2 separate regions of the Homo sapiens genome follow, and region 2 is linked to region 1. Evidence: chromatin contacts called from ENCODE Hi-C or POLR2A ChIA-PET data. All regions are on one chromosome and are shown on one strand. Each heading gives the region's core, a stretch centred on a gene start or an enhancer-like site at or near the end of the contact. The rest is flanking DNA. Distances are from core to core; before and after follow the strand shown. Region 1 overlaps ANKRD29 (ankyrin repeat domain 29). Region 2 overlaps TTC39C (tetratricopeptide repeat domain 39C).

Evidence for each region. A loop is a pair of places that touch in the nucleus more often than their neighbours do. ChIA-PET counts read pairs that join two places held with the same protein, here RNA polymerase II (POLR2A). Pooled maps may share reads with other maps.
Region 2: a loop to region 1 is called in a map with no recorded cell type, with 2.8 times the contacts of the local background. The contact joins two enhancer-like sites. A Hi-C loop is called at or near these places in 1 of 37 single-sample maps with no recorded cell type and 4 of 50 pooled maps. POLR2A ChIA-PET finds 5 or more read pairs at or near these places in 1 of 52 experiments (Panc1).

What each region holds. Positions count from the first base shown.
Region 1 is chr18:23,628,265-23,630,986 of GRCh38, reverse strand. It overlaps ANKRD29 (ankyrin repeat domain 29), which reads left to right. Exons shown (of 10, transcript NM_173505.4): 6 at 1,036-1,134. Among named protein-coding and RNA genes, the nearest start is that of ANKRD29, 33 kb to the left of the region's middle. Within about 2 kb of position 1,391, at least 6 of the 41 ENCODE cell types and tissues checked have a DNase peak (open chromatin) inside an H3K27ac peak, as active enhancers do.
Region 2 is chr18:24,049,778-24,052,477 of GRCh38, reverse strand. All of the region lies in intron 1 of TTC39C (tetratricopeptide repeat domain 39C), which reads right to left. Among named protein-coding and RNA genes, the nearest start is that of TTC39C-AS1, 36 kb to the right of the region's middle. Within about 2 kb of position 1,281, at least 5 of the 41 ENCODE cell types and tissues checked have a DNase peak (open chromatin) inside an H3K27ac peak, as active enhancers do.

The DNA.
Region 1 (2,722 bases), core at 142-2,641:
TTTCTTTTTTTTTTTTTTTGAGACAGGGTCTCACTTTGTTCCCTAAGCCTGGAGTGCAATGGCCCAAACATGGCTCACTGTAACCTCAACTTCCCAGGCTCAAGTGATCCTCCTGCCTCAGTGCCCCCAAGTAGCTGGGACTATAAGCACATGCCACCTCGCCCAGCTAATTAAAAAAAAAAAGAATTTTTAGAAATTTAAAAATATATTAAAAATAAATTTTTTAAAAATGAGGTTTGGGGGATTTGTATATCTAACATTTGGCTCTTCATTGACAAAAAGGTGGAAACCTACAAAGAGATGGAGATGGAAAATTATATTAAATGTGTATATTTTAAATCTAATTTATTTTATTTTATTTATTTTGAGACAGAGTCTCACTCTGTTGCCCAGGCTGGAATGCAGTGATGCAATCTTGGCTCACTGTAACCTCCACCTCCTGGGTTCAAGAGATTCTTCTGCCTCAGCCTCCCGAGTACCTGGGATTACAGGTATGCAGCACCACACCTGGCTAATTTTTGTATTTTTATTTGTTTTTTGTTTTTTGATTTTTTGTTTTTTGAGGAGGAGTTTTGCTCTTTTGCCCAGGCTGGAATGAAGTGGCGCGATCTCAGCTCACTGCAACCTCTGCCTCCAGGTGCAAGCGATTCTCCTGCCTCAGCCTCCGGAGTAGCTGGGATTATAGGTGCCCGCCACCACGCCTGGCTAATTATTTTGTATTTTTAGTAGAGATGGGGTATCGCCCTGTTGGCCAGGCTGGTCTCGAACTCCGGATGTCAGGTGATCCACCTGCCTCGGCCTCCCAAAGTGCTAGGATTACAGGCGTGAGCCGCCGTGCCCAGCCTAATTTTTGTGTTTTTAGCAGAGACGGGATTTCACCATATTGGCCAGGCTGGTCTCTATCTCCTGGATTCACCTACCTAGGCCTCCCAAAGTGCTGTGATTACAGGCATGAGCCACTGCACCCGCCCTAATTTCTTTTAAAATAAGTGTGAAAGATAATGTTTTTAATGCTTTTAATTTGTTCTCTCTCAGGATGGAGCCACTGCCCTCTTCCTAGCTGCCCAAGGTGGTTACTTGGATGTTATTCGATTACTGCTGGCTTCAGGAGCAAAAGTCAACCAGCCAAGGCAGGTAATGTCCACTGTTGACATTTGCCCGAGCACATGGCGCATGGGGCAGGGAGGGCTGGGTGTCCGCTGGCAGCACATACCTGAGATAACCAGTAAGCTCAAGGCATCCTTTAAACCCTTCTGCTTCTGTGATGAAAAGTTAATCTTTGATTAGGGTATCTCCTGTTCTATGCTCTGAGCTGGCCTGAAAGCCTATGAAACCAAGCTGACATCACAGTTCAGTACTTTCAAAACTTAAGTATTTGATGTCTGAGGTCAAGTACACAAGTACACACTCTGCCACCTCCTGTGCAAACAAATTATGGCTGCACTGATCTAATGAGTGCAGGCTGGCCTGGGACATAGGTAAACAGATGTGGGCCAAGTAGCCTGGCCCCTGCTGATAATGCTGCCTTACTACCTGCCCACCACTTCTTCCACCAAGCCAAAGAGGAGCCCATGCCGTTGGAATCATTAGGAGGTTCTGCACCTTCATCTCTCACAATTGTTATGCTGTTGAGACTTCATTTACCAACAGCAAGCTAACAGCTAGCAATTCAATTAACTGAAAGTAAAAGAACAGAAATGTAGTCTGGGAGTGGTGGCTCATGCCTATAATCCCAGCACCCTGGGAGGCCGAGGCAGGAGGATCACTTGAGGCCAGGAGTTTGAGGCCAGCCTGGCCAACATGATGAAACCCCGTCTCTACTAAAAATACAAAAATTAGCCAGGCGCGGTGGCGCATGCCTGTAATCCCAGCTACTTGGGAGGCTGAGGCAGGAGAATCACTTGAACCTGGGAAGCAGAAGTTGCAATGAGCCGAGATCGCGCCTCTGCACTCCAGTCTTGGCAATAGAACAAGACTCTGTCTCAAAAAAAGAGTAATGATTTTTAAAAAGAAGAAAAAAGAACAGAAATGCAAGATTATACAGGCAGCACTTTATAAACAGTGAAGAACCTTCCAAATGTACAGTATTATAATTAGCTTCTCTTGTGTAGGTACTATTTTTGTCCAGATTAACTTTTTTTTTTTTTTTTTTTGAGACAGCGTCTTGCTCTGTCATCCAGGCTGGAGTGTGGTGGCATGATCTCGACCCATTGTAACCTTCGCCTCCTGGGTTCTTGTGCCTCAGCCTCCCAAATAGCTAGGATTACAGGTGCATGCCACCATGCCCAGCTAATTTTTGTATTTTTAGTAGAGATACATTTTGGTAGAGAGCCATGTTGCCCAGGCTGGTCTCGAACTCCTGGCCTCAAGTGATCCACACACCTTGGGCTCCCAAAGTGCTGGGGTTACAAGTGTGAGCCACCATGCCTGGCACCAGATTAATTTATTTTTAACAAAACATTTCGAATTAAGGAAACATTACTATAAAGGTAGTTTCCTAGGAAAAAGTCAAGCTGATTTCATACCCAGGCACATCTCCACTGTACTATGACCTGATACAGGAATGCCTCTCTGTGTTCACATAATGAATAGCTATGAGAACTTTAAGGTTGGTCTGAGCTCTTGGACACAGGTTTCTCTGGTCTTTAGAAGCCCAAGCACATAAGGAGCCTGAGAAAAATAAAGAGCCTTTGGGCAGAGTGGTTTGAAGTCAGGAAAGCAA
Region 2 (2,700 bases), core at 32-2,531, 420 kb before region 1:
AAAATGAATAAAAAGTGACCTTTTCTATACTTAGGGCTTTAGGAAAAATTCTAATGAATTTAGTTTTGTTCCACTCACTCATTCAAGACATGTTTGCTGAACACCAAGTACACAGCCGGCCCAGTGCTATGTGCTGGGGACACAAAGATGACCAAGAATACGCCCGCTCTTCAGAGAGCATACACGGTCCAGTTTGGCAACTAGAAAGTCCGAACAGCCCTTCTAATAAACAGTGACGCAAAGTGAGTAAATGGTGTTTACTCTGACTCACGTCATCATCCCTTGTCACCATATTTTTTGTGGACAAATGAGGGCCCCCTAACACCATATTTGATGAAATCTGAAAAAGGCTACTTGCCATCTTTGATCTTCTCTTCTCTAGTATTCTTTTTAAAGATACATGAATATGTCTCCAATCACTCTCTATATTTTAATTCTCTGCAGAGCATTTATTACTATTTGATATTTGTGTCATTATTTGTTTGTTTGAATAAATGGAAGTCCCCAAGAGTGGGGACCCCATCTCTGTTACATGCTGCTGTCCTGACCACCTAGGACAGAATCTGGAGTTTAACAGGTCCCCAGTACATGCCTGTTTAGTGAACCAACCAACCACGTCCTACAAAATTCATACTTCCCATTTCATCTGACGAACTGTCCTCACAGGGTCAAAAAATGACTAGATAGAAGACCTTCATCACCTGAACCTGTAAAACTGCTTTCACCAACAAAAGCACACGTGCTTATTTCCTTTACCAGAAGATAGCTGTGGGGAAATTCACGGAAAGACTTTATTTGCTTTTCAGACATGACTCAAACCATGACCTTTAGGGACCTTTTAATCTAAAGGACGGCATGCCTCTAAAACCACTGACCACCCCAGCCTTTAGTTTATGAGTGTTTGATTCACAAATGTTTGGAATAGGTCCAGTCTTCTGTTCAGACTCGTTTTTATCATGTGCCCACCCTTTTGGGGAGTATGGGAGTCTGTAGCCACCACCAGCTCACCCCAGATGTCCCTGCAGGTCAGGGGCACCTCAGGCCTGGAGGGGTACCTGTCCCCAGACAGCATGGCCCCTGTGTGTACAGCGATGTTTGCATTTACAGCCACTGCAGTTTCTGTTTATTTTTGTTAACTGCTTGTGATATGGCCTTGCATCTTATCAGCAAAAAGACTTCGTAATACGCTGGCTGGTGCTGAGAAGCCATGAAATTCACCAAGATCAGTGAAGCTGTTAGCCTGTAACAGGCAGGGGATGGGAAGACTTTTGGGGCCAGTCGACTCTGGGTTTCCTCCCCACGGAAGGGAAGAATAAGCAGGAGGCTGGACAGTCCATTCCTACAGCCTGAGGTAGTAATTATCTACAGGTAGATCATTAATGAGCCGCTCTCTAAGAGGTACCCTAAAAACAATAATAACCAGGCCCTTGACCCTTACTTCCTACGGACTATTGCTCTGACTGATGCGTTTCTAGCACACACGTACATGAAGAATGCATCTCCTGAGTATGGCAAAATATACTCAGTCATGAAAGTAATTTAAAATACAGACAAGTTCAACAACAAGATGACAAAAACAGAATTGCATTTTTTTTTTTTTTTCCTGAGATGGAGTTTTGCTCTTGTTGCCCAGGCTAGAGTGCAATGGCATGATCTCAGCTCACTGCAACTTTCGCATCCCGGGTTCAAGCAATTCTCCTGCCTCAACCTCCTGAATAGCTGGGATTACAAGGCACCCGCCACCACACCCAGCTAACTGTGTATTTTCAGTAGAGACAGGATTTCACTATGTAGGTCAGGCTGGTCTCGAACTCCTGACCTCAGGTGATCCACCCTCCTCAGCCTCCCAAAGGGCTGGGATTACAGGCATGAGCCACTGTGCCTGGCCCACTTTTTTTTTTTTTTTTTTTTTTTGAGACAGGGTCTTGCTTTGTCACCCAGACTGGAGTACAGTGGTACAATCTCAGCTCACTGCAGCCTTGACCTCCCGGGCTCAAGCCATCCTCCTACCTCCCAAGTAGTTGGGACTACAGGCATGGGTCATCATGCCTGGCTAATTTCTGTATTTTTAGTAGAGACAGGATTCCGTCGTGTTGTCCAAGCTGGCCTTGAACTCCTGACCTCAAGTGATCTGCCTGCCTTGGCCTCCCAAAGTGTTGGGATTACAGGCATGAGCCACTGCACCAGGCCACATTTCACTTTTTAGCCTCTCTCTGGTGTCTAGCAAAGGAAAGGCAAGCAATGCAGGGGTGTCCCTTAGAACCTAGGAGTTTTAAGCAGGACAAATTATGAGAACAATGAGAAAGGAGAAATGGTGAACAGGACAGGGGATACGAGTGCCTGACCAGGCATTGGCGACTGGGGGCTGGCAGCCACAACCCTCTCAGAGCCCCAAATGGTGTCCAGGCACCAGCCAGCCAGGCCTGGGAAGAAGGAGGGGAGAAAAGAGAGAGAAAGCCAAATGAAGGCCAAGGAAAACGGTCAGACCCTGAGTCCTCCATCTTTTAATTGCCAAATGCTTTCTTGAGTTAGGACTACCCAGTCTAATTAATACGACAGACTATTTAGTAAGAGGATATTTAAGAGAGAAAGTAGCAACATAAAAATTAAGTTTGTCTTCAGATAACAATAGGGAAAATAGGAAATGTTTCCATTCCGTGTTTCCATTTATTTCCTTTCCAGTTATTACTTTAATCCTAT